Linked DNA regions of Mus musculus: all the other regions are linked to region 4. Evidence: chromatin loops called from intact Hi-C (ENCODE). Cell type or tissue: left cerebral cortex. All regions are shown on one strand. Region 1 has its middle 34 kb from the start of Pkia. Region 2 holds the start of Pex2 (peroxisomal biogenesis factor 2). Region 3 overlaps Pkia (protein kinase inhibitor, alpha). Region 4 holds the start of Zc2hc1a (zinc finger, C2HC-type containing 1A).

Region 1 (8,000 bases), 170 kb before region 4:
AAATGTTCTCTCTAGTTTCTATCACAGCAGCAGGAAAAGTAGCAAATATAGCTAATAACCTAACATATATGGTTTTCTTCATATCTCCTAAGGTTTTTATAAAAACAGAATACTAAAGGTAACAAAATTAATAGACAAAGAGCTACACTGGTTCTAGGTTAATGTGTACTCATATATTTGAAGCAGGTAAGTTAGAAAAACTAAGGAAGGGAATACAAATTTATAGACACAGAAAACCTGGACAATACCTGCTTCTCAGAATTTGGAAGGCAGAAGGAGGAGAATCTGTAGTTTGAAAATAGTTTGAGCTACTTGAGACCCTATTTCAAAAAACACAATATCTACAATAAGAGTAGAAAGTGATACAGCCTGTGGAAGAAAGGCTCGCCTTAAGTTCTGCCTTGTGAAGGTGTGCGTGTTATTCTTATACTCTGCGTACTAAAGGGATAAATGACCAGGTCATTTCCATAGCTGAAGAAAAAAGAACTTTGCCAACTCAACAGTATATCTTACCAAGGTGAGCCAACACAATTATTCAAACTTTCTTAATAAGGAAGCACTTTCTTCTAAAGAAAATGCTCAATATGGTTTTGTTTTCTTGCTTGCTTTCATTTTTTTGAAAATAATATTTTCTCATATAATATATTCTTTTTACTGTTTCTCCTCCCTTGAAGGAAAGATGTTCCCTATCTCTACAACCATCCTGATCTACCCCTTTTCTGTCTCTTCTTAGAAAATAGACACCCAAGAGATAATAATTAATATTCATTTAATTCATATAATAGAAAAAAACTAACACATCAAAATGGGACAAAGAAACAGAGGGCAAAGGGCCCAAGAGAAGACACAAGAAACAGACCAACTCAGTTTCTCAGTAAGGAATCCCATAAAACACTAAACTAGAAGCCATAATATATATATGCAAAAGACCTGGTAAAGACCTGTGCAGGCCTTGTGTATCGCCTCAGTCTCTGTGAATTCATGTGTGTTGAGCACGGTGATTTAGAGGGCTTTGTTCTCTTGCTGTCTCCATCCACTCTGGCTTTTATATTGTTTGTCTCCTCCCGAACAACACTCTCTGAGCCCTGAAGAAAGGAACTCGATGAATCCATCCTATTTGTGACTGAGTGTTCCAAGGTCTCTCACTCTTTAATGTCTCACTGTGGTCTCTATATTTGTTCTCATCTGCTGCGGGAAGAAGCCTCTTTGATGATAGGTGAAGATGGAACTAATCTGTAAATATAGCTAAATGTTATTAGAAAAAGTTGTACATCTGAAATATTTTTTATTTCTCCCAAATGTTCTTAATCTTATTCTCTACCTATAATAATGTGTTTCAACACCCTATCAAGTCCAGGTGCTTACTACACTCAGGACAGATCCAGAGAAACAGCCTCCAGATGCTCCATCTCCTGTCACAGACACAGACGCTTCTACTACACCCAGGACAGCTCCACAGAAGCAGCCTCCAGATGCTCCATCTCCTGTCACAGACACAGACGCTTCCACTACACCCAGGACAGCTCCACAGAAACCCTCCAGATGCTCCATCTCCTGTCACAGACACAGACGCTTCCACTACACCCAGGACAGCTCCAGAGAGGCAGCCTCCAGATGCTCCATCTCCTGTCACAGACACAGACGCTTCCACTACACCCAGGACAGCTCCACAGAGGCAGCCTCCAGATGCTCCATCTCTTGTCACAGACACAGACGCGTCTAGTGCCTTTGTTCCTTCTGACCTATCCTCAGATGGATGGCTCCACAGACTCTGGACAGCAGAAAACAGTCCATTCTCCTAAGACTAATACCCATTCTTCTAGGTTCCCTAGAGACACGTCGCCCCCAAAGCCAGCCAGAAGTAGTTAGGTATTATGACAACCCTATTTCTGCTTCGCCATTACCTCTTTCTAATTTTTTTTCCTTTTTTAAAAAATAAACCAAAACGGGAGAAATGGGATGTTAGCATTCTGTCTAAATTCCATCCAGAGTTACCTGGCAACAGCCAGGTATATCTGGCCCACTATAAAAAGGGTTGCTTGACCCCTTCTCCCTCTCTTGTTCTCTTGCTCTCTGTTGCTCTCTTGCTTCTCTCTTCCTCTCCCCTTCCCATTCCCTTACCCCCTTTCTCCACGTGGTCATGGCCAGCCTCTACTTCTCTACTCTCTCCCTCTCTCTGCCTCTACTACCCTCTTAACTCGCCTCCCCATGCCCTGAATAAACTCTATTCTATACTATAGTATAGAATAGAGAATTATAGTGGTGCCTCAGGGGAAGGGACTCTTCTATGTGTATGGATGTTTTGTCTGCATGTATGTCTGTGCACCTCATGCATGTAAGGCCCTCAGTGGCAAGAAGAGAGAGTTAAATCCTACATGAGTTGAGTTACAGATTATTGTAAAAGTTTTTTTTTGGGTGCTGGGTATTGAACCTGTGTCTTCTAGGACAGTAGCAAGTGTTTTTGATGAATGAGTCATGGCTCCAGCTTGGATCGCTTCAATGTTAAAAACCCTGAGCAATAGAAGAAATATTCAGTACAACAAAGACAGCCTACAAAATGAGAGAAAAAAATCTCATTATTCATCTAGTAGGGTTAATAACATTCAGAGTTTGTAAAGATCTCAGGAGTTGAAATAATAAAATTTAGAACAAAGAATACAATTCTAAGTGGGCAAAGGAACTGAGCAGACACTTTCCAAATAAAGAACAAATAGCGAGAAAGAAAAATCCAATATCTTCAGCCTCAAAGAAAGACAAATCAAATTTAGAATGAATCCATGTCACCAGGTTAGAATGAGAATCAATAAAAGGAAAAATGCCATTTTTCCAAAGTATAGGGTGTCTTTATACTGGTGGCAGAAAGCAAACTGGTCTAGCAACCATGGAAATGAGCATGGAAGTTCCTCAAAAATATAAAAATAGAACTGCTATATGATCAAGTAAGCCACTCAGTATTTGGTCAAAAAGAAACCAAGTAAGCTTGTTTTGAAGATTCTTGCATACTTCTGTTAACCTCTGGCCTATTCACAGTAGCCACATTATGGAATTAGTTAGCTACCCTCAGCAAACTAATAGATAATGAAATCCTGGAATCAACCCAAAAGGGAGTTTTATTTTGCCATAAAACCAGGTGAAATTATTTAATTGAAAGGAAAATTAATTATACTGAAGTCAAATCAGGAGAACAGAAATTTTGTGCAAGACCAAATATTATGTGTGTTCTCTCATATCAGAGTTAGAAGGGAAAGGATGAAAACAATAAGAAAATAACAGGAGGCGGGGGCAGTTGATAGGTGTTAGCAGTACAGCTGCTCTTCCAGGACCCAGGTCCTGTCACTCTACTCCTAGAGTGTCCTATGCACTCTTCTGTCATCCAAGGGCCCTATGTTCATAGGGTGCACACATATGAGTTGTCAAAACACGGCTACATGCTCAAACATGTTTTATAGGAAATATTAGAGATGTTGAAGAGGAAAAAAGATGAAGGACAAGTGATAGAGGGTAAATATGATTAGAACACATTGTACACATTGTTTAAATATCATAATAATAGATACATTAGTTTATAAAATTAACATTTGCTAGTATTTCCTATACTGAAAATATATCCAATATTATATGTATATTTGTTATAGATTGTATTTATGTATATGGATATCTTGTCTGCATATGTATATACCATATTAAACCACTAGAGGTCAGCACAATACTTAGACTAAATATGGGTTTTCTACTTTTTTAATATTTTTTATTAGATATTTTCTTTTTTATGTTATTTTTCTTTCTTTTTTTTAATTATGTATTTTCCTCGTTTACATTTCCAATGCTATCCCAAAAGTCCCCCATACTCACCCACCCCCAATCCCCTACCCACCCACTCCTCCTTTTTGGCCCTGGCGTTCCCCTGTACTGGGGCATATAAAGTTTGCAAGTCCAAAGGGCCTCTCTTTCCAGTGATGGCTGACTAGGCCATCTTTTGATACATATGCAGCTAAAGACAAGAGCTCCGGGGTACTGGTTAGTTCATATTGTTGTTCCACATATAGGGTTGCAGTTCCCTTTAGCTCCTTGGGTACTTTCTCTAGCTCCTCCATTGGGGGCCGTGTGACCCATCAAATAGCTGACTGTGAGCATCCACTTCTGTGTTTGCTAGGCCCCAGCATAGTCTCACAAGAGACAGCTATATCTGGGTCCTTACAGCAAAATCTTGCTAGTGTATGCAATGGTGTCAGCGTTTGGAAACTGATTATGGGATGGATCCCTGGATATGGAAATCACTAGATGGTCCATCCTTTCGTCACAGCTCCAAATTTTGTCTCTGTAACTCCTTCCATGGGTGTTATGTTCCCATTTCTAGGAAGGGGCAAAGTGTCCACACTTTGATATTTTCTTCATTTACAATTCAAATGCTATCTCAAAAGTCCCTTATACCCTCCCCCACCTGGGTCTCTCCTTTTTATAAATCCTGTTCTCAGTCAAACTGTAAAAGTATAATGTACAAGCTGTTTACATTTTCAGCCTTCTATTCAAAGCTTGAAAGAATTTTGCCTCTTGGAGAACCTCAACTCTGTCTAGACCTTTCCTACTTGATGTAATTCTATGTTTTGTTTTACCTTGGTTATGAGAACACTCACCTACTCATGATGTACTGCAAGAAGCCTGCTTGTTTTCTAAGACAGAAAGAGAGTAGATGGGGTGGGAGAGTAGGTATGGAAAAACTGGGAGGCATAGAAAGGTTGGGAATTATAATCAGGATATATTATGTGAGGAGAAAAGTATTTTCAATGAAAGAATACTTTCTACACAGAGATTTGCTGCACAGTGTAGAGAAACTTAGCTTATATTTAAGAGAATAGTGGTGTCAATATAATTGTTTCAAAAACAAAATCTAACAACAATGTAGAGATAAGTCAAAAGAGAATTTGAATACTTAACATTGACCCAATGCATGCTGTGGCCTAGAATTTTACAAGAACTTTCGTGAATTAGGATTTTTAATGATCAAAAAACTGAGGGATGAGATACAAAGCCAACCACAGCTCTCATGGGAAGCTCAGCAAGTTTATGGTATGGGCAGTACAGGGCAAGGCTGATTTCAGTGCCAAGGTCACATTTTCTGGAGATCAACACAGAAAGGAGAGAAAGACGCCTCACACCAAGATTGACCTAATAGGTGGGAAAGGTGGGAATGGAAATGGAAAAGACACCTAGGTTTAAATCAAGAGGACACTGCCACACAAACCTGACAGGGAAAGTTGAATTAACTCTGAGAATATCAGATGCATGTGCCATTGACTAAAATAAACCTAAGTGGAAGATGAGAAGTCATGTGATTGCTTATATTCTAGTTATTAGTTGTGTTTTATTATTTAAAATCACAGGAAAGAAATGGGGAAAATCCTACTTTGATTCAAATAGGTAATGCGTGGGATTTCCACAAATACACACTGATTTTAGGAATTGTTTACTGAGTGGCAACTATATGCTAGACACTGACTTGAGTTCTCGAGATATAGATAGATTGACAATCAAAGTCCATCTTGAGGAATAAGCAAATGTCGTAGTTGACAGGTCATGATAAATCTCCTTTTTAGAAAGACATAAAGCACAGTGAAAAGTCAGATGGGACTATTGCAACAGATAAATTATTAACCTATTAACCATTAGCATCCGTTCACAGCTGTGGTGACTTAGAACAGCTAGTGTCCTATGGCAGCACCTGTGCTAATTAATGAGTTGCCATAGGGGTCATTTCAAATGTTCTAGCCAGTGCAATGTAAAATTAATCTTTTGTTTATCTCAGTGTACTTAATATATTACCTTTTCTGCATGAATTAAAAATGGAAAGATTTGAAAATTGGCCATATAAAGACTTAAAAATTCAGAGATCATTTGAAACTGATTTTTGCAAAGGTTCTCCAGCATTTAGGTCATAAACCCTATCCATCACTTCCATCGTCCTCATCTTTCTGCCCACTTCATCAATAAATATCAGAGAGAATTCTAACATCTCAAGTTTCACTTCATATGTATCCCTACTTAATATAGATTTAAATCTTTAACATAACATTTTTATTGATTCTCTGGGAGTGTCATATCATATGCCCCAATCACACTCACTTCCCAGTCCTTCGTGGTCTACCTTCTTACCCTTGTAACTCCACCCCACCCCCCCAAAAAAGTAAAAATAAAAATAAGAAAAAGAAAGAAAGAAAGAAAGAAAGAAAGAAAGAAAGGAAGGAAGGAAGGAAGGAAGGAAGGAGAGAGAGAGAGAGAGAGAGAGAGAGAGAGAGAGAGAGAGAAAGAAAGAAAGAAAGAAAGAAAGAAAGAAAGAAAGAAAGAAAGAAAGAAAGAAAGAAAGAAAGAAAGAAAACCAACAACACCAAATCCAATTTGGGTTGTCTATGTACTCAGTGGGGAATGGTCAACCTCTCAGGGCCTACCCCTTAAACAAAACTGGATCCTTCCCTTTCCTCACCCACTCCAAAGTCATCAATTGTGGAGATCTACTTTTCAGCATCTCCATTATATTTTTAAAGAGTTCTACTCTTGAGGCTGGAGAAATGGCTCAGCAATTAAGACCACTGAATGTTCTTCCAGAGGTCCTGAGTTCAGGTCCCAGAAGCCACATGGTGGTTCACAACCATCTGTAATGCGATCTGATGCCCTCTTCTGGTGTGTCTGAAGACAGTGGTGAGCTTCCACTCAAGGCTATCAATTTTGGTGTGGCACAGGAGGCTGGGGTAGGACTAGTGGTTGCCACTGATGCCTTCTGTGTCCCTCCCTCTCAATTGTACATCTGCAGTCACCTATATCACAGCAAAAGCAGCCTTGTTCTTCACAGTCTGTAGAAACATGGACCATTGGCCTCTACTCAGTTTGTGGCAGAAGCACCAATTACTAATAGGACTCCTGGCTGTAGTAGTATCATCAATTCACCAGAAAAAAAAAAGACCCACAGAGGCAGCCCAGACCACAGATATCAGCTTGAACTCAGGTGGAAGCACAGCGCACTCAGATCTGTAGGGCACACAGATGTCAACATGGCTTCAGGAGTAGGGGGAGCCTAGACCAAGGATCAATGCCTTTGATGATAACATGGGTCGTAGACAGCATTAATCCTGGATGAACTGGGACAATGGACCCAGATATTGTACTCTGCAGTATCATAGACCATTGCCTTGGGGTGGGAACTCAGCCCACCTACATCAATACGGCCCCTTGTGGCAGCAGAACTCATGGATATCCATGTAACCACATGTATACACATGTGGATGCAGATACAGATACACACACATATACATATAAGTATGCATATATATGAACAATACTGAATAGCCTGGTCTGTTTGCATTGTGTGTGTTTGTGTGTGTGTGTGTGTGTGTGTGTGTGTGTGTGTGTGAAACAGTAGTAATCTATGAAGAAAAGATGAAAATGTCATGTATTTGGGATGTATTGGCAAAGTCATGGAAGATGTTGGTAGGGAGATACAAAGGGGTTGAAATACTTTAAATAAACCATTGATGTATGAAATGCTCAAAACGTGTTTAAATGAGGTAACCAGCAATACAGAAAAGAAAAAGAAAGTTTAGCAATTACAGTGACAAATTATCTTTCTGTTTCTAAAGCTGCCTTCAGTGAGTAGCTTGAACAGTGTTCTTTTCCACATTTAGACATTTTATTTTACATTTGAAGGATTTTAGAATATTACCAAATCAAACAGTGAGGCAGTCATCAATGAACGTGAAAATGTTTGTGCTTAAAACACAAGAACAGAATCAATCTCCTGCTGCTTCCCAGTCCACAAGCACTGGTGGATCCTTAGAAGATTCCAGCTTTCAGCTCCCACTTGCTTATTTTTAACCAGAATCTTAAGAAAAATCATTGGCTCTTAACTATCAACTTCTCTTGTCAAAAGCACCGTTTAATGTGTGTGTTCAAAAGACCCTCAGGGCCTTGTGAAAAAGGGACAAGAAAATTCATTCTAATCTTTCTATATT
Region 2 (8,000 bases), 1.9 Mb before region 4:
CCTACATTGCTGCTATCAATATACACATTATTATTGACCGGTTCTGGGATCCTCAGAACTAGATGTATTGCCATTAAACATATTTGTCAATGCATACTGCCTACAGAAATTCTACATTTAAATTTACAATCCTGTAAATGTTGTCAGCAGAAACCTCTAAATTGTGATGAATCTCTAGGCCATCTGCTGCTGGGAACTCATCCTTAGTAGGACCGAAATCACAGCTACACTGTCTTAGGAATTCCATTTATCAAAGTGGATGGAAGTTCATTTGATTTCTCTCTAGGTTTTTATAGGTTTTAGGTTAAAACTTCATATTTGGAGGTTGTGTGACTAATCTCTAAGTGCAGACCTTAAGGTTTGAATCTAAAAAGATATTCTTAGTGTAGTCAGATAGATTTACTGTCCATTGTACTGAAATCAATACTAACAAATGGTACATGCATCAGAAAGGGACTTAACTGGATTCCCAGAGTACACTTCAAACATAGGTAAGAGTAAAGCATGGCTAAGATCCATTAGGATACCATGACCTCTGGCTCTCTGAACAGTGCTAAACTCCATCTAATTCTACTTCTGCCAGACTTGCTAAATTAATTGTAACTACTCTGTTGTTCCTCCCTCTATTACAATTAAATTTACTTTCAATACTTTATAGATAGTCAGTTTGATAAGTCACAATAATGCTCATTTGGATACATACAAGACACATAAAACTTTCAAACTGTGGACATTAGGTCTTCAAATTTGTTTTTAATTGAATTCGGTCTTTTCTAAAATGTATGAAAAATAGAGTTCTCACAAAAGAGAGTAGCGATAAGCTCCTTACTGGAAGGGATATGGATACACAAACACACATATGTATATATTTCCCCCTCTTTGAAAAGACCAAAGAAACCAAACCAAACCCAAAAGGTATAACTTTCAAGACTAAATTCATATTACACACAACATGTCCCACCAAAGTCCTTGCTTATTTTAGCTACTGTGCACTTGTTTCAGTAAGTAAGGTTAACTAAAACACTATCTTAAAACCTTAAAACAGAATTTCTAACACCTTTACTTAACCTCACCTTTTTTTTTTTTTTTTTTTTTTTTTTTTTAAGAAAGCAGCGGTTGTTCACATATTCTTTTCTTTCAGAAAGTTGCTATTTTTACATCATACAGAGGGTTAGGGTTAGGTTAGGGGCATACTGCAACACTAAAGACATGCTTGACTGCACACAGGAAATGGCATGCCAAAGAGACTCTGCACAAGTCATTTTACTACAACACATTCCTCATTACCTGGGGGTGGGGGTGGGGGGGGTGGGGTGAAAAAAAATGTAAACAAAAAAAATTGTAATTTACAAGAAGTGTTTTCTCAAAGTTTGAAAAGAGCAGATAGAAAACAAGAACCCCTTTCCAATCAGAGACATGGTTATATAAAACTGACTTTAAAAAGCTGTAAAGAAAATATAGCAGGATATATGATAAGGGGACAGTTATAGGAAAATTAAAACAAAAATTAGAACTTAAAAGATTAATAACTACTATAAAGTCACCATGCTAGAAGTGGCAGAGTATGCTCTGTCCTGTGCCCTATACCAACAAGATGATGATGGCCCAGCAGTATAACTACTTGAAAGTGGCACTAGAGCACACACTGCAGGAATTATTTTCAAAGGCTATGTACGCCTAAAGTGCAGAGACACCAACTACAGCAAACGTCGATTCTAAGCATTCGCACAGACAGGTGAAATACCTGAAGAAAGCACATCTTCAAAGTATTCTAGAAATTCTGGGAGTTTTTGGATCAACTTGCTTAAGAGAAGAATTTCAAATGACTTCAAAATTATTAGAACATAGATTTAACTGCAATTTTTATGGTAAAAGAGAATGGGAAAATATCCCCAAATGAACAAAAAGGTATCAAGTATGGACAAGAAATTACCAAGTAAAACCTAATTGTACCAGACACTACATATTTCCTTTATTTTGTGTCCTGGAATCTGTCTAAAACAGTAGCTGTTATTATGTTACTTTTAAAACAAATATAATTTAAGGTCAAGTAACAATTAATAAATTGCTGGTAATCAATCCAAAATTTGTAGACAATAAACTTAGCTTTTTTGCTGTTGTTGTTGTTGTTCCTCAGGATCATTCAAAAGACAGATTTCATAACTAAGCTCTCCAAACTACAGATGAAGAAAGTAATTAAAGGAATGTGGTAAATCACCCAAGCTCCCATCCACATTCCCTCCCCTATACATTCCGTCAGGGACTCAATCAAAGGGCCTGAATGTCAAATCTAAAAAGAGTCTTCTCTGGGTAAAAAATGTGGTTTGATCATTTATTATGAATACAGAATTGTATGTAAGGTAGATATTATGCCAACACATCTCCAAACACAAGGGTTAGACAAGATAGAGACAGAATTACTTTGGAGTTCCTGGTTGATACATTTTAATAAGGACGGAAAGACAATTGGGTGGTATTTTATCTTTACTCACTCAGGAAAGAAATCTGAGCTCTGATAAAAATACATAATAAATACAGGAAAAAAAAAAGCTACAAAAAAAAAAAAAAAACCACCAAGAAACAAAAAACCCATTATAGAAAGGGACTTTTGACTGTCTTGAAGGAAATGGGCTGGAAAGGCACACAGTCCACAATGGGAAGGCCAGGAGATGACTACTCCTCTCCCCTTCTCCACTACCATGTATAAAACTCAGTTGAAATCGCTGCCAGGCTCACAGTCAAGGAGAGATGGAGCAGCTGAGGCTTTCCCCAAGGCTTCTCTCACATTCTCACGGCACGCAGGAGGGCCACAGAATACTTAGAAGTTACCTTTACTTCACAGGAAGAAGACAGGGACTACGTAGCCTACATTCCTGTTGTCCAACCAGGTTCACCAAGAATGGGGGAAAGGTGCAAGCAATCTCAAATGAACGTTGGTTCTGACATAAAAACTGATACAGCTCAGACTTTCTTTGTACTATAGGAACCTGAAAATTACTTAATGCCCTGCAGATCATATAGTGCTAGATCCCTAATTTTCCTAGACAAGGCATGACCAGCAAGTCTTCACATACCTTCAAGGCTCAGATATTGAATGGATCAAACAGAAAATTAATGCAAAGGCTTTGAAGACCTTCAATTTAAACAAAACAAGGATATTCAGTAGGAAGGGAAATGGGAATTATGAGTGATCAAAAAGACAGAATTAAACTTTTCTTATTTTTAAAAAATAAGATAGCATTGCCATGTTTGTCCCTTTTAAAAATAAGGAATACATAACTTTAGGATGCCAGAATAACCGGATGAATGCATACTGAAAACAATGAACAATTGTGCTAAGAAGAATTTTCATGCTGAGGAGCAAGTCAGATCATCGGGTCCAAGATGTGAACTAGATCCTTACAGGAACACTGTTGTAAAAGAACATATAAATAGCTGTGCTTGTTAAACGACAGTTGACAGCCGGCTTGCTTTGTCTCTCCTCTGCATGGCTTCAGGAAATTTCTACAAAAGTTCTTTTATGGAACAATTTTAAAGCCACAGATTGAGTGCTACCTCTAATTACTAAAGAAGAGAATTAGTCCAAAAGGTAGAGCTGGGCAGAAGCAAACTATAATCAAGACTAGAACTTAATTCTTTTCATGTTAGTGGCCTAGTATGCTCAGTTTCTTTACTTTTTAAAGAAAAAAAAGGGGGAGGGTCTTTTTTCCTACTAATTCTGACTCATTTTTCAATTCTCCTCATTCTGGATACAAGTAATTGATAGTACAAAAAGGATCAAGACAGTAACAGAAAGAAGCTACTCCAAATCCATTCTGTTCAGGTTTAACTAAAGGCCACACATTCCTGGAGGGTGTTTTGACTACAAACTGGTAAGGGTCGGGATGGGGGTCCTTAGTCATACACCAATTATCTAAAATAATCAAGATGAAAAATGTGGCAAAGGGTCCCACAGAATATTTGAAACCGATAGTCTGGGAAAGTTTCAATCCGTGAAAAGTTCTTTTGCTAAGTGTTGCTGTGTGAAAAATGGCACGTGAATAAACTACTGAACCAACAAAGACTTTTAAGGACTCCCCACAAAGAAGAGAAATGATTATAACATTCCTTATAGCAAACCAATGGATTGCAATGTAAGTCAGAAACTAACTTGTAAGAAAACCTTCCATAACTCTTGCCACGAAGACCAAGAATGGGCTGTTGGAAACGTTGAAAGTCCAAAACACTGAAAAACTCATAAACTACAAGAGATTCTTATTTAAGAGTTAAAGCACTCAATCTAGTACTGTTCTAAAGGCGAGGAGGCGCTTTCCGGGCTGTCTGCAGCGTCGCCGCGGGGCGTGCAGAGGCAGAAGCGTTGTCTGCGTGACAGCGTTAAACTAGAGGAAAACTAGGCGTCTGGCTTGCTTTACCGCCTTTGCGGAACCGAGACAGACTGAGCCACCGCGGCCTGCAGCCAAGGCAAGCTTCGCGACGCCGTCCTCGCAGAGCGTGCGGCCCGCGCGCCCTACGGCGGGGCGGCTGCGAGCGGACACTGACCTGCGGGGTCTGCGGGACGCCCGGGCGCCGCACGGCCGTTTCTCAAACAATCTCCGGAAAGCTGGGCATTCCGTGGCCGCATCTGGGTCGCCCTCACTTCCGGAATCTGCGGGCTTCCGGAGCGACGGAAGACCCGGAAGTGGCTGAAGAGAGAGCGGGGAATTACACCCAGAAGCAACACCGGGTCTGAGGAAAGCCGGATAAGGCCTGGCCACGGAAAATGCCGAGGAGCCGAAGGGACGAAGAGACGAAGGGACGAAGGGACGAAGGGAAGAGACGCCCAAGAGGACACTCCACGCACTGGGATTGGTCCGCAAAGCTGCCTCTGATTGGCAGAAGCGTCACCGAGCGGTCAGCGCGGGGTCAGGGCCGGGCGTGAAGAGGCTTTGCTGTCCCGGCCCAGAGGGAGGTCTGGGCTCTGCGGGCAGGCTCTGGGCCCAAGGACGCCGCTGACGGCCGCTGGACAAGTGCCGCCGGCTGGCGACCCGGCGCCTGCGCACCTGAGGGCCGGGGACTGACCTTGGGTCCTCCCGGTTGTCGGTCTGACCTTGTCCCCAGATGTGTGGCAGCACACTAGGTCCCCATCGGGCAGCCACTGGGGCAGAGGCTGCAGGCCACCCGATGGGAGGCAGGCCAGTGACAAGGAGCTAGAATGGCCTTGGCTGGGTGGGTTGGTCGGGAGGTACTTAGGAAATCAGGTAGAGCCTACCGAAGTTGTAAAGTCTTTTTAATGCTACCAACCCCGCCTGCATCCCCAGGCTCGTGGAGGTAGTGATACAAAAATACAATTGTCTCCAATGCCCCAAAACTTTTCATTGTATTTTGTTTCAGAAATTACCCAGAGCATCAGAGTTCTGTGCATGACACATGGACAGCATAAAGGAGGCGGTAATAAGAACCTCAGAATCATGCACTCAGTACAATTCTGATTCTTTGTTTTTTGTTTTTTAAATAATGTGTGTTTTTAAAAAAACAAAACAAACAAAAAAACCTTAGTATCTGGAGTATATTAAAGGAGAACTTGGGAGCAAAATTGGGTGGAAGACAAAGAAAGCAAACAAATCCCTTTTTAACAAGTAACCTGACAGTGTAGAAAACACTGTAGGAGGAGCTCCAGTTTGCTACAGTAGGTATGGAATACAGATAGGGACTGCAGGGATGTGTCTAGAGATGCACCAGTATACCCACCCCATGGTGACCACTATCTTCTTGTGATTGGTTTGAAATACAGCCTACTCTAACTGTAAGGTATGGACACGATTCTAAGACAGCTTAAAGGGATACAAAATACTCATCAATTTGATGCATTGGCCATTATATTGAAAGTGTTCCAAAAAATTTAAAGTAATGGGGTTCCTATTATTATGTAGGGAGCTGTTGTTCAAAATAGTGAATTCTCTTTGAAGAGCAAGGCTTTGACTTAGTTGTGTAGGAAGGTAGCCCAAGGTAGGCTGTGATAGACTGTTTAGGTTTTGGTGTTTTTTGCTTTTGATACGGGCTTTTGCAATGTAGCTCTATGGTTGGCCTCAAAGCACTTCTGTCTCAGCTGCTATGTGCTGGGAAGACAACTGCATATTTTCTTGCCTAGTTCACTTGATTTTTATGAGGACAAAGGTGAAATTAAAAAAAAATAAAATAAAAATGGGACCAGGGAGAAGGCTCAGGAATGAAGGTACTTTCTGCCAAGCAGAAGGGACAAATTTCATCCTAGATACTCAAATGGAAAGATCACCTGCTCTTGAATCCTTCACTATGTCTCCCCCATATAAGCACATGCACACACACAATAGCAATTACATATAAACAAACACATCACACACATGTGCACACACAATAATGGCTAGAGAAGACATTTTCAGAAAGCATCTCTAGTTCAAAGAGTTTTAGTAGGTCTCATGAACACACATCACAGTATCTCCATAACAAAGATCCCAGCTGCACGAGAAATTTGAATTATATTAGATGATTCTTAAGAATGCCAGGAAGCATAGCATTTAAAATTACTGCTGAAAATATTTAAAATCAGGATATATTTATATAGTGTACTTCATTAATCTTTGTAGTGAGCTAGTAGTTTCAGAAAACTTGTTTTTATTATTTTAAAACTTGCCTTAAAAACATATCCACTCATTTATTGAACAAAAACCTGAGCTGGGCTTTATTCCTGGGCCAGGAATATTGCTAGACAGTGTTAATGAGAAAAAAAGCCAAAGAGAAGACAGAGATGGCCTATTTCTAGGAGCTAATAAGGACCTGTTTGGTCACTATGAAGATAATAAGCAAGGCATATCATATTTTGCATTTGTAAATTCAACACATTAATATTTTAACCAAGAATTATTCTTACAGATGTACAAAGGATCTTATGAAGACTTGACTGTGGTCTTTTAAGAAGTACTGAAAAAATTAATATATTTCATTTACTATGAGAATTTAAAGAAGAAAAAATTGATTAATCTTTTACCTTTAAAGTACAAAGAAAATAATGGCATCCTATATCCTCCTTTTGCCTTTTAGTGGTTTTTAGGCTCTAAAGAATTTACCAATAAAAATGTTAAGAACACATTGATTTATGCCTCTAACATATTTTTAAATTGCTGACTTTAAGAAGGTAAATTTATATTAGCATATTACATTATTCTTAAATCAATATAATTGGGTCTTTTAAGAAAAAGTTGATTGTACAATCTTTTAATGTTAGTGTTGCTGCTGTAAAGAATTTCTGTGAAGTTAACACCTCAAACCAACACTTATTTTTATATCTTAAGATGGGCCTCAGTGCACTAAAATCAAGGTGTCTGCAGGCCCTGGTTTTTCTCTGAAGCTCAGCGGAGGAGTGTGGGCCCTTTGCTCACTGGTTGTTTAGTAGTTTGCTATTTGCTGATGTCAGGTTGATGTTTCTCTCTCTCTCTCTCTCTCTCTCTCTCTCTCTCTCTCCTTCTCCTTTCTTCCTTTCCTTTTCCTTCCTTTACTCTCCTCCCCTCCTCTTCCTTCTGTTCCATTTTTTTCCCTAACTTTTGTTAGCAGAGGACTTATACAATGCCTAGATACCACCCACAGTCTGTATTTGGAGGCTATCTTCCTCTATCTTAGAAGCAGGGGGTGAGGCCCTCAGCTATTCTTTCCCCATTCCAGGCTTACATCTCCCTAGTCACTGGTTTTACAAAAACACATTTGATTGTTGTCTTAGGGTTTTACTGCTGTGAACAGATACCATTGACCAAGGCAAGTCTCACAAGGACATCATTTAATTGGGACTGGCTTACAGGTTCAGAGGTTCAGTCAATTATCATCAAGGCAGGAACATGTCGAATCCAGGCAGATAATGGTGCAGGAGGAGCTGAGAGTTCTACATCTTCATCTGAAGGCTGCTAACAGAATACTGACTTCCAGGCAGCTCGGATGATGATCTTATAGCCCACTCCTACAGTGACACACCTACTCCAACAAAGCCACACCTA
Region 3 (8,000 bases), 73 kb before region 4:
AATATGCTAAACACAGTCATAGAAAGTGTTAGTTTTGGCTGAAAAAAAGGCACATTAAGATGTATAAGCACAATTTTAACTGGAATATTCAGATATCACAAAAAGTGTTCGCTTGCAGCAGGAGAGCTCATATTGATGTGTGAACTGTATGTGGTTTTAGTTAATGCATTTCCACTCATTCAGAAAAGAAAAGATGTAGCATTGTGATGTCATGGCATGCCATTCTTAGACTTAAAACTGCTGTTCCTTTCCCATTTACCAAATATTGCCATCTGCTTATTTATCCTAGCTAAAACTCCAGACACAGTACAAGTTTCTCATTCCAGAGCCAGCAATTTCAAACATCCCACTATGGCAGATACTGATCATGTCCTCTGTAGCAGACGCTGCTTCTCAGTGTACCCTGCTCTTTAAATCTCGGGGCCCGGCAGCTTGACCTAGGGCCGACTGATAGAGACAGGTCTAGTTCTTGAGAGCAGGCATCTGTTGAAGCATTTTTCTCAAGAACAGACTAAAATTCTTTAACGGAAGCAGCAGCAACATTTGGAAGACAAAGTATGTCTTTAGTTAGTTATAATAATTCAAAACATATAAATGTCATAAGCATCATATTTGCATGAACTAACATATTGAGTTCCTCTCTGTCTTCAGTTCTCTTTCAGTTAAATTCTCTACAAATTAATCTTTACTGCTTGACTCTAATCATCCTTCATTTTTTCTTTTTCTTTTCTTGTATCTTTTTCAAACCTTTCTTAGTCACAGACAATTTGACTTTTGGACATTCCAAACAACATGTTATAAGCATGTACCAAATACAGCAAATATCATTTATAGGTAATTGTGCTGGCTAGTTCCATGCCAACTTAAAACAAGCTAATCACTGGGTAGGGAGAAGTTGAGACTGAGAAATGCCTCCAAAACATTGGGCTATAGGCAATCCTGTAGGGCATTATTTTTGCTGGCTTATAGAGGCTAGTTCAGCCTATTTTATATAAGGCCACCCTGGGCTGATTCTAAAAGAAAGCAGGCTGAACATATCATGTGGAACAAGCCAGTAAGCACTACCCCTTAATGGCCTCTGCACCAACTCCTGCTTCCTCTTCCTGCCGTGTTTGAGCTCCTGTCTTGACTTTCTTCAATGATGGACTACAATGTGGAAGTGTAAGCCAAATAAACCATTTCATCACCAACTTGCTTTTTGGTCATAGTGTTTCATCACTGCAATAGTAACCGTAACTAAGACTAACCAACTCTACACGAGAACCAACAGGCACCCCATTAGATGAACCACATTAATATTAGTGTTGAAATTATTAAACATTTTCTCACTTTTGCGTGTTTTGTTTATATTTTGGAACCATTTTTCAGGCATTATTTAATTTTCTCATAGATCCCTGTCAAAATCACAGTTACTGTTAATTATGTTTTTAGTCACTTAAAGCTAAACCACCTTCCTGACAACGAATCCTGATTATAAAGCACATCCAAAATGCTTAGACCATACATATTTAGACTATGTAGGGTTTGGAGTAAGAAGGTTTTATGGACCAAACATAGAAATCAAAGAGGACATATGATATGATTGAAAAGTCACATTCTGTAATGATTTAAATAGATGATCAGTTTGTGAAATACTGTCTCAATATAGTATGGAAATGGCTACATATGTATAAAGAAATATTGAAGACAAGCTCTAAATATAAAATGAAATAAACTTAGCTTAACATGTCCTAAAGTAAAATAGTATTAAAAATATCCCTACTAATTATGTAACATAATAACATGAACCTGTTACTTCATCATATAAATACTATATTGATAAAGCCATTAAGACATTTAAATTATCCTTGTACACTCGCTGGTGAATGTGGTGTGCCTTTTCAACTTTTAAATATCCCCAAAGCACTCAACTTCATAAACTTCATAACTAATTTATTATCTTATGCCTATCATTACACATTGGACCCATCCAATAAATTTGATCTTATTTTACTCCTCTTGTGATTTTAAAGATGGAAAAGTAAATAATAAATTAATTTTCTAAATGTTTCATAACCTACATTTTTATTTTTAAAACAATATTTTATCATTTTCTTATTTATTGTATGAGTTCATATACACATGAATGTCAGAGGATGGCTTGTAAAATAGTTTCTCTCCCTCCACCACATGGAACTCAGGAATGCACCTCAGGTGAGAGAGCTGGCTTGCTGACAACTGCCCTGAAACAGTGAACCATCTTTCTGACCCCTGATTTTTGAAAGCTAAATGTTTATCAGAAATACATACAGGGAAACACGTTAGTTTAATGGGAAGGTATCCATTTTAAAAGTATCTGTAGTCCTTAAAATAATACAGAGCTGGGGAAGGAAATAAGACAATCATTTAGAAAGATTCACGTAAGGAAGATCATTGCTAATCTTGGACTCTCAAAGCTGTTATGTGTTTGAAGTGGGTAAACCTAGGCTTCCGTTCTTATGTCAGTGTTTCTACTGACTGTGTAAAATATTAGTGAGTCAGTTAACCCCTCTGCTTCTGTTTCTTCATTTGAAGTGCACTACCTATAGATAGTATTTCTACTGCTAATTAACCATCTCAGCAGTACTCTTACAGGGATTAATCATGAAATATATATATGAAATATTGAAAAAATGATATAGAAATCTCTAACATGAGTACAAAATAAATCACTGGAAGCAGCCAATGCTATTTTACAAAAGACATTGAAAACAAGCTATTTGTGAGATGACTTCTTTCCCATGGGTGGAGCTGAGACAAGAACTGTCCATCTTGCTGAAAGATTCTCCATCAATAATACATTCTTGCTCTTGTCATTTCTCCCTTTACCTGACTGAGGTGTGCTCATATGTGTTGAGCCTATAAGCCATGTATATTCATTTTCAACATTAGTTCAAAATATTTGATAAAACATAAGAATCTAAAAATAAAAAGAACTTAATTCAGACTGCTATGAATTGACCAGAGCTTCCTGTTGCTGAGGCTATTGTTGAAATCTTGTTGTAAGTGGGAGCACACTAAAGAAGGTATTCATGGATAACTGTTCATGTGTTGCTAGAGAAAAGAGAATTTAAGAAATTAATGTAAGAGGACCTGATATTCCCCCTCTAAGGTATCTATCAAGATTACCTGTAAAAATGAGATAAGAAGATCTAAATATGGTTTAAGAAACAAAAGAAAAACTACAGAGTTAGTTTTTTACTAACTAACTAACTACCTAACTAACTAACTAACTAACTGTGTAGTTACTCTTCTTGGTAAATACCTGAGCACCTGCTCAGTCACATTGTAGACTGAAGGATCACCATTCCTAATAATCTCTATAGAAAACAAACTCGGGTTGTTTGTGCCCGGGTGTTTTGCAAAGGTTTTCTTTAAAGTGAATAATGGGATTTGTGACTGCAACATCCAAGCTTCCAAATGAAAAAGATACGTTTTGGAAAATGCCATATCTGGCTCAAAAAAAAAAAAAAAAAAAAACTAATTAGGTTGTATACTAGAAAATGTAACTAGTTGAAAAATTTACCTGACTCAATGCCCAGTGAACAAATATATGCCAAAAGAGTGATGCTCAGTATTGTGTGTGTGCATGCAAGAACAAAAGAGCCACTCATGACACAAGACAGATGTTAGAGACATTAGCAAATGGGGGTGGAAAGCATTTTCTTATGCTTTTACAGTCCACATTGTAAAAAAAGAAAAAAACAACTTTACAAATACCTGAAAAGGCTATTAAAGTTCTCTTCACTGTTGTAAACCTAAAAGAAAAATCGTTATGAGGACAGGTTTTCCTCACATAGCGCAATGGAAGCAACAGATTGCAACAGATCTAGTGCAGGTGCAGATTTGAGAAGCCAGATGTCCCTGATTAAGCCAGACATTTATAAAAGCCAGAGTTACGAATGTAAAACTATACAAAATTTCTGTCATCATTTCCTTTTTCTTTTAAAAACATATTTCCTTTACAAAACAAGTGTTTATGTAAATATATATTAGGTTTATTGGTATATTTCAGAGAATTAATAAATACTTATATTTGGCCAGTTCTTTCATTTTTTCACATGGTAAATGTTAGCAGATTTGTTTCACATAAATGAAAGCTCATTGAAGTTCTTGACCACTGTTCTTAGTGCAGGGAAATCTTAGACAGAAAACACCAATGTGTACTGAGTACTGAACACACTGGGAATTGCACAGGATTTCATTATTTTAACATTTGAGAATTTTTGTCACTGAATTTGAGAGTGGAACAAGGTAATTTTTTCTGTTTCTGACATTTAGACTTCATTTTTAAAATTGGATTGTTCACTCTAGAATCCTCTGTGCGTTGGAGGCAGTCTCTCTATCCTCCCTTCCAAGTGTGCGACTCCCATTTCATGTGTCCCATTTACAGAAGTAAAATTAGCATGTTCTTCAGTCACCATTTGGCTCATGACTCAAAGTCACTATAAAAACCATCTTCGCAGCTTCATAGGCTCAGCTTCTTCTAGGATACACCGATGTGGAAAGCTTCGATTTAAGATAGGAGGCGTAAGTACATGCGGTTATGAGGTTCCTGAAACGTAACTAAATCTGTAATTTCTGCTAGAGGAAAGTCTGATTTCTGTCTGTGAATAGTTGCACTGTGATATTAGAAGAACTAAAAGACATTAAGTAAGAAAGTCCCCAAACAACTCATGTTGTCAGAAAGTCCCCTTCCATTTAATGTCTCCTGAGGACAGCCCTGATCCCTTCCTTCACAGTGAGAGGGAGGGGCTTGCTCCAGGGGACAGAGGGAGGGGCTTGCTCCAGGGGACAGAGGGAGGGGCTTGCTCCAGGGCACAGAGCATGATTAGTGCTTTTTCATAAGTGCTGACCTAATTATATTAAATATTATTTTTTAAATTTAAAATTTAAAATGTAATCTATTATTTGGTAGCTCAATATTTAAGAGTAAAATATCTTCCCTCCCCCACTCCAGACCTTAATTAATATAACTATATATTTGCATAACTGGGTTCAGAAATGTACCATATTCTATGCCTATATACAATAAATTATCATTAATGTCTAGAAAATTCTAAATATAGCAACACAAGTAGGAAACAAAGTCCATTATTACTATATTTTCCAAGGGTTTTCTCTTTATTTTGTACAGTTAGAATAAATAAATGCTAATTGGTCCTCTGCTAAGCCTCTGTCAGCTGCTGGAATTTATTTGATGGTGCTTCCATTCTTCCTTCCTTCTTTCCTTCCTGTCTCTCGATATGTTAGTTATAACTTTCAACAACAATTCTACAGGATTTCATAGCAAAAGTTTGTTCTCCATGAGGTGATAATGTATTTTTTGTTGTTTTTGTTTGTTTGTTTGTTTGTTTGTTTGTTTTGTAAAAGACATCTCTGGATCTTTGGTAGCTGAAAGAGACCCATGCCTAAATACTTGATTTGGATGAGGGAAGGCATTTTGTATGGGAAAACATGCACTTTGGAGAACCTAAGAATAATAATAAAAATAATAATGGAAAGACATGCGTAGAATTCAAACCAGCTATGTATTTTCTCCATAAATGGAATTACATTTCTTCTGCTTTGCATATGTTTATCTTGTGCTATCTGTATGCTATTTTCTTTTATCATAAATTTGTTTATCCAAATAAAGAACTTTTTAAAGATTAATTTTCTATTAATAGCTAATAATTATTATTAAGGTGAGAACTATGATGAAATACCTAATGTTTAGTTTACAATTTACTTTAGATGTATAATCTACACATAAATCTAATAAATTGATACAAAAATATTTAACAGGAGAGACTTCTACAGGAATAGTGCTTCTATATCAGTTCTTATTGTCATAGACTCAATTCAAATCCAATTTGTGTATAGCCAGTTGAGGACAATTATAACATGCCCTTAGAATTTTCATATCCCTGTTTGTCCCAGCCCATGCCTATTAGCTAAGAGTGAACCAAATGAGAGTTTAAAACTGTCAGTTCTGTTCACAGTGATAGACTTTTCAGCTTCTTGTTCAGTTTTTTTATTCATATCTTTGTTGGAAATATAACAAATTCTATGCTTCATTTTGATATTACAGATCTTCTTAAACTCAGCAGCAAGAGTGGGTTAGACAAACCCCACATGTTATGGCAGTCTACAGAGAAAAGGAATAATAGGAAGAAGACAAGGAAATTCTTTTATAAAATAAGACCTGGATTTTAAGCCTTGGTCTGCATATGATTTAAGGGTCATTTGAAGTATGAGACATTTTTAACTGAAAATGAGGTATTGGTTTTTGTCGTATTATTTTCTTTTGCCAGATGATGAATAATAGATAGCAGTTGTTTTCTTTCTTTTAAGTCATGCTTTGAAAAACTATTTTAAAAGACACTCACTGAGAATAGAAACTATAAAAAGTGTGTATTTCTCTCACTTCATTTCTCCTTAAATACTTACAGGTGTATTACTGGTTCTTTTATTCAGTTCTAAACCTTCAGGTTAATGTAGAAAGTAAACATAATGTTGCTAATCGTGCTCTAGCTAAAGACAATATTCTTGTTACTAGCAGAATTTAATTATAGCAAGGTCAAAACATTATTACTGACTCAGAAACAGCCTCATAAAGATGTATAAGAGTGTGTTAGGAATTTATGAACCTATGTTCCAAACATTTAAGTACCAAAGTAAAGATGGGGTGGAAGGTTGAATCTCACCGTCCTCACACTCTGCATAAATTGAATCATTCAGGTTAGAGTGGGTCCACTTTCATTTGCCATCATCTGGAAGCATGGACAGTCTGTGGCTGCTGATAAAAGGATCTTTGCCGCATCTATACTTTGATTTAAGACTGACACTATGCAAGTAACTATGTTAGAAATGCATATACAAAACTAATAGCAAACCCATTTTCTTTTCAAATTAGAGTTTCAGTTAGCAAACAAATGATAGGACTGAATTTTAACATTTTTATGTATTTAGCACTTGGTTTTCCTCACATCTTGTCACTCCACTACCATCCCCATTCCTCCCACTCCCTCCCTTTCTGCCCTTCTCCAATGGATTCCTCTTCTGCTTTATCTCATATTCATTCCATAATTGAGAGAGTATATGCAATATTTTTTCATCTTAATAAGTCCCTGACTTGTCATAGCTTGCTATCTGTCTAGAAAGAGAGGTCACCATAATGTTGACAGTGCTTTCTACAGACAAAATTCTGACTTATAACTTGCTGTCTGAAGATGGGGAAAGTGATAAAAGAGAAGATGAGTTTCGGCTGAATTCTGAAGGCTCAGTCTGTTTCACCAAGCAGATTTATTTGCATTCCTGGTGGGGAACTGATTTAAGCAAATTCACCATCACAGATCTCTGAAAAACACTGTGCTATATTCTGCAATATACCAGCATGACATGTGTGGTGAAGTAAAATAGGAAGAAGCAAGAGCCATTTGCCCTTAAAAGGAATTCTAATTTTTAGAATTTATAGACTGTGTGAAGCTTTTGTTCTGTGAATATTGTTCTGGAAGCAGCATTTAAAATAGAATGAAAATGTAAGTGATTAAAAAAAAACTACTTATTGAGAAGTAATTAGAAATTGATTTCAAGGGTGAGAGATAAACAAAAATGTGCTAAACATGGTGTATAATGTTATAGCAAGTGGATGATTGTATAGGAGATGGTATAAAAGAAGATCAGTAGCATGTTTCAAAATTAAAAGGGAGGAAGGAAGGAAGGGAGGAAGGAAGAAAGGGAGGAAGGAAGGAAAGAAGGAAGGAAGGAAGGAAGGAAGGAAGGGAGGGAGGGAGGGAGGGAGGGAGGGAGGGAGGGAGGGAGGGAGGGAGGGAGGGAGGAAGGAAGGAAGGAAGGAAGGAAGAAAGAAAGAAAGAAAGAAAGAAAGAAAGAAAGAAAGAAAGAAAGAAAGAAAGAAAGTGGGCGAGAGGAAGGAAGGTAGGAAAGAAAACAATTCACCAGCAAAGAAAGACAACACTGAGAATATAGTTTAGGAGAAG
Region 4 (8,000 bases):
TTCATTTTGTTTGTAAACAAAATATCTCTTTTTATAGTTGCTTGCTGTTTTTGAAAATGTCAATTGATAAGTTAATTTGTATGTTACAAAATTTCATAATAAAATTCAGACCCTTGAGAGTTACACGTATATCCCTAAAATTATGCTACAAAATTGAGCCACTTTTAATTTGTGATTACTTATATATTTTACTAGAATTTTACAAACTAAACATCAGGATGATTTCTTCCCAACCTGTGTGATCATCTTCATCACTATCCTCTTTGTCTTCTCCTTATCTTCATCTACCTTCTCTACCTTCTTCTCTTCCTCCTTTTCCTTCTTCTTCACTAAGTTCAAAAGGGACAGATAATATTTAACTGCATACCAATCACTTTTCTAAAAATTAGTCTGTGGGTTATTGCAGTTTATCATATTTGAAGAATTATACAATTTTTAAAATACTAAGAATTGCTAGGACTCACTGTTTTCACAGTTACATTTTTTTTTATAAATTGTTGTTAATTCATAAAATATATATAATAGAGTAGAGTGATGATTCTGGAATTTTGCTTTCTTTAAAAATTATTATTAGAAAGTATTTTTGTTTTAATCCCAGGTATGGGGGATATAGTAAAACTGTTTCAGATTGTCCACTACAGCTGACTATGATTAGCCTCCTGCTCCAGCAGAGGCATGATTTTGCAAGCTGCAGATACTTTCTGTGATTGTGTGATGTTAGAAATTCTGGGAACTTTTTAGAAGGTACATAAATGCTTCAAGAGGCAGGATCAGTGGTTGTTGTTGGTTCAGGAGATGTTGGTTGCAGTTTGTTAGTACTCTAACTCAAAGAAGAAACAGAAAGAAATTTGATTTCAGGATCTCTCTTCTTCTACCTCCTCCTCCTCTTCTTCCTCCTTCTCCTCCTCTTCCTTCTTCTTCTTCGTCTATCTAGTGTTAGGGTGGGAACCAGGAGGGATAATTGGTGGGAAAAAGAAGAACCTCACTATGTTAAGAAGTGCCAGGTCACTTCCCTGTCAGCTTCCTTACCTGGGATGGATCAGCAGGCCCAATACCTTCCCATACCCTACACATACCCTACAGTCTGCATGCCTCCCAGGAGATCCACAGTAACCAGGGACACAGCCTGCTTGCCTCCCAGGAGGTTTGAAGTAACCAGAAACACAGGCAGCCTTTTCTAACCAGAGTCATAGGAGGCTCACCCTAACCAGAGACAGCACTACCTGCCTCCCAGAAGACTGGCTCTAACCCCTGTCACAGAGTTCTATCTGCTTCCAAGGAGGCCAGCTCAAATCAGAGACACCCAATCCAGTTGACATCAGAAATAACCAGATGGCGAGAGGCAAGTGTAAGATCATAAGGTACAGAAACCAATGCAATTTGGCACCATCATTATCCAGTTCTCCCACGACAGCAAGCCCTGGATACCGTAATATGACAGAAAATAAAACAAAGACCTAAAATTCCATCTCATGAAGATGATAAAGACCTTTAAGTGGACTATACATAACTCCCTCAAAAAATTACAAGAAAAGTCAGGCAAACAGATAGAAGCCCTTTAAGAGGAAACAAAGAAATACAGGAAAGTACAGTCAAGCAGATGAAGTAATTGAACAAAACAGCCCAAGAACTAAAATTGTAAATAGAAACAATAAAAAAAAATACAAATAGAGACAACCCTGGAGATGAACAACTTAGGAAAGAGGTCAGAAGCTACAGAGACAAGCATCAACTATAAAATAAAAGAAATAAAAGAGAGAATCTCAGGTATAGAAGATACCATAGAAAATATTGACAGATTGGTCAAAGAAAATACAAAATGTAAAAAGCTCCTAACCCCAAATATCCAGGAAATTCAGGACACCATGAAAAGATCAAACCTAAGAATAATAGGAATAGAAGATGGTGAAGAATCCCAGCTCAAAGGGCAAGAAACCATCTTCAACAAAATCGTAGAAGGAAACTTCCCAAACCTAAAGAAAGAAGTTGCTATAAATGTACAAAAAGCCTATACCACATCTAACAGATTGGACAAGGAAAGAAAATCCTCTCTTATGTAATAAAACACTAAATGCACAGAACAAAGAAAGAATATTAAAAACTGTAAGAAAAAAAATGGCAAGTAGTATATGAATGTAAACCTATCAGAATTACACTAGACTTCTCAACAGAGACTCTAAAAGCCATAAGATCCTGGGCAGATGCCATACAGATCCTGACAGAACAAAAATGCCAGCCCAGGATACTATACCCAACAAAACTCTCAATCACCATAGGTGGAGAAACCAAAATATTCCATGAGAAAATCAAATTTAAGCAGTAACTTCCCACTAATCCAGCCATACAGAGGATACTGAAAGGAAATCTACAACACTAGGAGGGTAACTACACCCAGGAAAATACAACAAATTACATATTTCACCATGAACCCAAAAGAAGACAATCACACACCACCAACAACAAAAATAACCAGAACTATCATGTCTTTGATATCTTTCAACTTCAGTGGACTCAATTCCCCAATAAAAAGACAAAGGGTAAGAAACTGGATACACAAACAGGATTCATCATTCTGCTGCATGCAAGAAACACACCTTAGCGACAAAGACAGATTCTACCTGAGCTTAAAAGGCTGGAAAAAAAGCTTTCCAAGTAAATGGTCTCAAGAAAGAAGCTAGAGTTGTCATTCTAATATCTGATAAAATAGATTTTTCAACCAAAAGTTATCAAATGAGATGGAGAATTAAACTTCTATTCATCAAAGAAAAAATCCACCCAGAAGAATTCTCAGGTCTGAACATCTTTGTCGAAAGTGTGAGGGCACCCTCCTTTTTATAAAAATTTTACTAAAGCACAAACATACATTCAACCTCAACTCAATACCCCACTCTCACTAACAGGCAGGTCATTGAAACAGAACACTGATGCAAAAATACTCAATAAAATTTTCGCAAGCCAAATCCAAGAACACATCAAAAACATCATTCAGTACTATCAAGTAGGCTTCATCCCAGGAATACAGGGATGGTTCAATATACAAAAGAGTAGGCAATCTTGTCTTTCCCTGATTTTAGTGGGATTACTTCTAGTTTCCCTCCATTTAATTTGATGTTGGCTGTTGGTTTGATATATATTGCTTTTATTATGTTTGAATATGTGCCATGAATTTCTGATCTTTCCAAGAGTTTTAACATGAAGTTGTGTCATATTGTGTTCTATTATTGCAATGACTTATTGGTCTGGTATGTGGTCTCTGGCTTCTGCTACACTATCAATACTGGATCCTCACTCAGGATCCTACAAGATATCCTGTTGTTGCCCTGAGTCATAGTAAGCCTTTGGTTTTGCATCTGTATGACTGCCACTTCCAAGCACTCTGGCAGTTCATCACTGGGGTAGATGTTGGGGTGGTCAACATATGGGCCTGGATCTGGGCCTTAGAGTTATCTGATTTGGTCAGCCCTCCAGCTCTCCTTTTGACTATTGGGTCAGCTAACCAGCATCCCCTGTTATCATGACCAGCTCTATCTTGCTGCCCAAGTGAGCTACAGGGTGACTCTCCCGAGTGTTGCAGTCTGTGAGGGACATGGTCAGTTCTCCCACTCTCTTTACCCAGGGGCCAGATCTCCTACCTGCCATAGATGGTAAGAGATGAAGGAGGGGAGGAGGGTATCTCTACTTCCTCTGCACAACAACCCAACAGACAAGAGGCAGTGCCAGCTCTCCTACACTTGTGCCCTTAGGGCTAGCTCACTCACAACCCCCACAACCCCCAGCTATACTGTGCTGCTCAGGTGAGGTATAGGGACTGCTCTTTTGAGTGCTGCAGCAGATAAGGAGCAAGGCCAGTTTTCCTGCTTTCATGATCCCAGGACCCACTATCACAGGATGCTTTGGTGAAGGATTGGGCCAGTTCTGTACAGCCTTCAAACATCAACCTTTCTCTGGGCAGCAGCCCAGAACAGGGGCATCCTTCACTTTGCCTTTGGAGGTAACAGAGTTCTGTTACTGTATGGCTATGGACCCAGACATGGCCTTCTGTAACAATGCGGGACTACATCACCATGGTCCCAGATGACATCACAGGCTACTCACATCAGGATGTTCCTCACTCCAGTTCTGCCTCTCCTCGTGTGCCCATACCCTTCTGTTTCTCTTTGTCTTCCAATTCTCTACCGCTTACTTGCTCCTCTTACTAGCACCTAGGGTCTCTGAATGTCTGGGGTTGTCTCAGGAGTACAATGCCCTGTTCATGCGTTATGGTGCTAGTCAGGGGTCCTGTCAGGCATGGCCTATCCCCTTAGGCCTGCATAGCCCTCCACTGGCAATCATCTCAGGATACCTCTCTGCCCAGACCCCATGGCACCATTCTGATGGTCATCTCAGCCCTGGACACTGTATGCTTCCCCATCCCCCCACCCCTGCCCCCGACAGGCCCCTCATGCCAGACTGGTAGCTTTTCTGACAGGCCTTTTTCCAGAAATGTGAGGTAAATTATTCATGGGTCAGAACACTGAACTAGACATAGCTTCTCTCCTCTCTGCCATCTACTGGCAGACATGTGATATAGCAGCCACACCTGTAAGGCTTCTAGATGGCAGGGCCTCTTAAGGTACTTTTGTTATTGTTGCTATTTTTATTATTGTTATTGATGTTACTGTAGATTTTATGGCTAATAAGGCTTGTGTCCATCATCCTAATATTTGTCTAAACTTGCAATATGCAAAGTAAATGTCTTCTTTATTTTGATAATTCTTTTTGTGTTCTTTTTATTTTTTTGGGCATTCTTATGAAAGCTGTCCTCAACCTCATCTGATTTTGTCTTAGAAGCATGGCCAGGGGACTGGTGGTGGCGGGGCTCTCTACACCAATATAGGGTAACTAGGTTGGTTGCCTGCATGGAGGTCCCAGAAACTCAGAAGTCAGGGAAGCCCAGAGCAGAACAAGGAAAGGACTCATGAGATAATTGCAGAATGGAAGTTTCTTATACTATTCTGTACCAGACTCGGACTCTACGGTCTTCACACCCACTGTGAGCGTCTTCTCACAGATAAGACCTCTTGGCGTTTGCTTGTTTAAACAAAATCAGAGAGTTACTGACATATTTAAGTGTATACAGAATTAAGACAACTTTTGAATTAAACTGCTCAACAAGAAAACAGTGTAAGACTTGTTACGAACAAAATATATTGATAACTTAGTAATGGACACCCCAGAATCAGTAAACAATATGATTGGTTTATTCTTGCTAAGTAAAATTTTCGAAGAGTTTTAGTAAGGGTAAAATGTGTTAGACTGTGAAGCAAAACCGTTTGAGTGGTTGGATTCCATTTTGACTCTGACAGAAAGACACCTTTGTGCCTTGATAGGTTAGCTTCCCAGTTTAAAGCGCTCAGTACAGTACAGCCTTGATGAGATGCAGAACTGCAGTTGAGGGCAAGCATAGTGCTGGCCAGGGAAAGATTGTGCAACGGGGAAGTTTCATTTCTAATTTCGGGCCTAACTTTTTATAGTTAGAAAACTGTTTCAGAAGTTTGGCGCAATCTCAGTTCCACAGTCCCATACAGAAAATATGACTTACCTAGGAAACAATGTCTTAGCCCATAGAGCTGTGTCTGAAGAACAAGGCTAGAGGATGTTGCTTGATTTAAAAGGGCAGTGAACACGGGATGGTGCTGGACCAAGGCCCCCTTATCTTGTTACAAGAGCTCAGAGGGACCTGTTAAAAAGACATTCTCTTACTGACTGGAGATGAGGAGCTCCGAGATGCGGAGGCATTCTAAGCTGGAAAACAAGGTGTGAGCCTAAATGTGGCTGAAGTGGAACAAAGGCGTGTAAGGATCTCGGATTGCCAACAAAAGTAGCTGCGGTTTCCAGGGAGGGTGGTTGGAAAAACCTTGGTGGAAGGAGAGTCCCTCGGGAGGTGGCAGAAGGCGCAGCCCCGCCCTTAGTAGCTCCGCCCCTGTCACCCCGCCCCCACCCGCGCGGACCAATAGGAGGCCGGGATGTTAGAGTGTGGGAGGTGCGGCCGTGTTGCTACAGCAGGAACTGGGCGGCGGCGGGTGCTGCCTGCGGAGCCTGAGGCGGCGCGTCATGGACGGACTGGAAGGTGAGACGCGAGGGGGATGCGACCGCGGGGCTCCAGCGGGCCCGAGCGACCGGGGCCTGGAGTCTGGGGGCAAGTGCGGCCGGCCGGCCGGCTCTGCAGCGAGGTCCCCGCGCTCGCCGACACCCGGGGCGGAGCTGGCGGCCCCTTACGGGAGCGGTGGCCGCGGGCTGCCCGCCGGGCACGGTGCTCGACTTCACCGCGGGGTTGGAGCCCCCGCGTCCTCACTTCTGCAAGGCCTAACTACCATGTCGGGTCCTTTCTGGACCCCTGAGTTTCCTGTGGGCACTAGGTGTCTCTGGTCGAGTCTTATCTTTGCAAAGTGTATTCTTGGTTAAGGTTCGCGACGCCCGGGTCGCCAGCTCTTGCTGACCCCTCAGGACCTGCCCTGCCTCCAGCGAGCTCTGGACACACACCTTGGACAGTCGTAGGTCCATTCCTTCCATTTCTACCGCACCTTGCTCGGAGAGATGCCGGAGCATCTCCCAAGGAAGTGTCCCTGGCGAGCTCTACAGCAGGGACAATAGCTTCAACATTAATGGTTTATTCACGAGGACGGTCTAGGGAAAAGCCAGCTTTGCTTCCTTATCTTCACTTTATCCTGGTGCCTTAGCCATGGCTTCAGATTTTGTTTTGTTCCCAGTTCTTTCCCTTTCTTCATCCATTTTAATCCCGCGCTAGGACAACATTTCACTTAAAAAACAAAGGAAGGAAGAAAAAAAAAATCTTAACAGTGGTGACAACAGTTTCAGGATTTAAAAAGACTAGGGATCTTTCTGATATACAAGCTTTCAGAAAATTTGGATCCTGCTGCCTTAAAATAGTTTTTTTTTCTCTCTTAAAATTGTTTCACCACTTACTGTACTTGGAATGAATAGGGGACTTGATCCCTTCATTTTCTTGTATTATAGATAGTCAAATATTTCAGGACATGTTACGAAGTTAACAGTGGTAACTGATAACTCTTCCCCAGTGATTTAAGTGTACCAGAAAGAAAATATAATAATATGATTATGAATTTTATTTCACAATGATATTTTGCAGTTAAGCTTTCTCCAAACATCTTGAAGGTGATAAAGAATTCTAATAGATCATTTATGCTGCAGATTAGCTGTGAAGGTCTTGCTTGGTGTACCACTCAAATTAACATGAAATGAGAAATTGTAATGACAGCATACCTTTCAAAAATCTCCTATTTTTGGATACCCCTACAGGCAACTCATTTTAGTGATTTACAACTATACTAGTATAGGGACTGTATAGAGAATAGAGTTGAAACATAGGTGTGAAGACTTTACAACGCTATCATACTGCATGAAGAGTGTTTAAGAATACTTCCCAGATTTTTACTGATCAATATTTACAGTGAAAGAAATATTCATCCAATGTTTCACTTATTTATCTATGCATGCAAAGAATAAAAAATTGTCAAAGTTCTTGCTATCTAAATCAGAAATTTAGGAGAAATAATCGAATACTAGTATAATATACACTCTGTGTGTGTGTGTATGTATGTATGTATGTATGTATGTGTGTAGAACATAAGGATCCTCATGTAGTATGCAATGAGCATGATTCATGAGTCAGGTTTATGTTAAGCAGTACTGGCCCTTAAACTCTTTGATTTTTCTTTTCCTGAACAAACTAAGATGCCATCATTTCATGCATTCAATTATAATAAATTAGGTTGAAATATAAGGAAATCATTGTTTCTGTCTGGCAGAACAGGTAAATATTGGCAACTAAAAGTGATCCAGCATAGTTAGAGCTCAAAGTGTTCTGTTGAGTGGAAGAGCAGTGCTCGCTCTCTTGTGGTTTTGTCCTGGCTTCAGCCCCACTCCACTTCCATCATTCTTTCAAAAAGTGAGTTCATACAATGTCACATTTTTCAGAG

Evidence for each region. Peaks named below come from ENCODE experiments on the same cell type or tissue, not always from the same donor. Only the 100,000 strongest peaks of a DNase experiment are listed, where the experiment ranks them.
Region 1: a loop joins it to region 4, with 7 times the contacts of the local background. A loop is called at or near these places in 17 of 42 quality-filtered maps.
Region 2: a loop joins it to region 4, with 5 times the contacts of the local background. A loop is called at or near these places in 2 of 42 quality-filtered maps.
Region 3: it touches region 4 in a loop (3-fold over the local background); 5 of 42 quality-filtered maps call a loop at or near these places.

What each region holds. Positions count from the first base shown.
Region 1 is chr3:7,328,468-7,336,467 of GRCm38, forward strand. No RefSeq gene overlaps it. Among named protein-coding and RNA genes, the nearest start is that of Pkia, 34 kb to the right of the region's middle. In left cerebral cortex, a CTCF peak has its summit at 3,690 (motif pointing right); no DNase peak of the experiment used is centred here.
Region 2 is chr3:5,571,499-5,579,498 of GRCm38, forward strand. It overlaps Pex2 (peroxisomal biogenesis factor 2), which reads right to left and starts at 4,750. Exons shown (of 4, transcript NM_001267715.1): 1 at 4,540-4,750. In left cerebral cortex, a CTCF peak has its summit at 5,000; DNase peaks (open chromatin) are centred at 4,424 and 4,794; H3K4me3 peaks cover 1,969 bases; H3K27ac peaks cover 1,569 bases.
Region 3 is chr3:7,424,560-7,432,559 of GRCm38, forward strand. All of the region lies in intron 1 of Pkia (protein kinase inhibitor, alpha), which reads left to right. Among named protein-coding and RNA genes, the nearest start is that of Pkia, 62 kb to the left of the region's middle. In left cerebral cortex, a CTCF peak has its summit at 4,475; DNase peaks (open chromatin) are centred at 218, 1,005, 3,850, 4,434 and 2 more places; H3K27ac peaks cover 1,351 bases.
Region 4 is chr3:7,497,419-7,505,418 of GRCm38, forward strand. It overlaps Zc2hc1a (zinc finger, C2HC-type containing 1A), which reads left to right and starts at 6,008. Exons shown (of 9, transcript NM_173181.3): 1 at 6,008-6,109. The coding sequence starts at 6,094. It also overlaps the pseudogene Gm23592. In left cerebral cortex, a CTCF peak has its summit at 4,571 (motif pointing left); DNase peaks (open chromatin) are centred at 4,326, 4,499, 4,848, 6,002 and 1 more place; H3K4me3 peaks cover 2,305 bases; H3K27ac peaks cover 991 bases.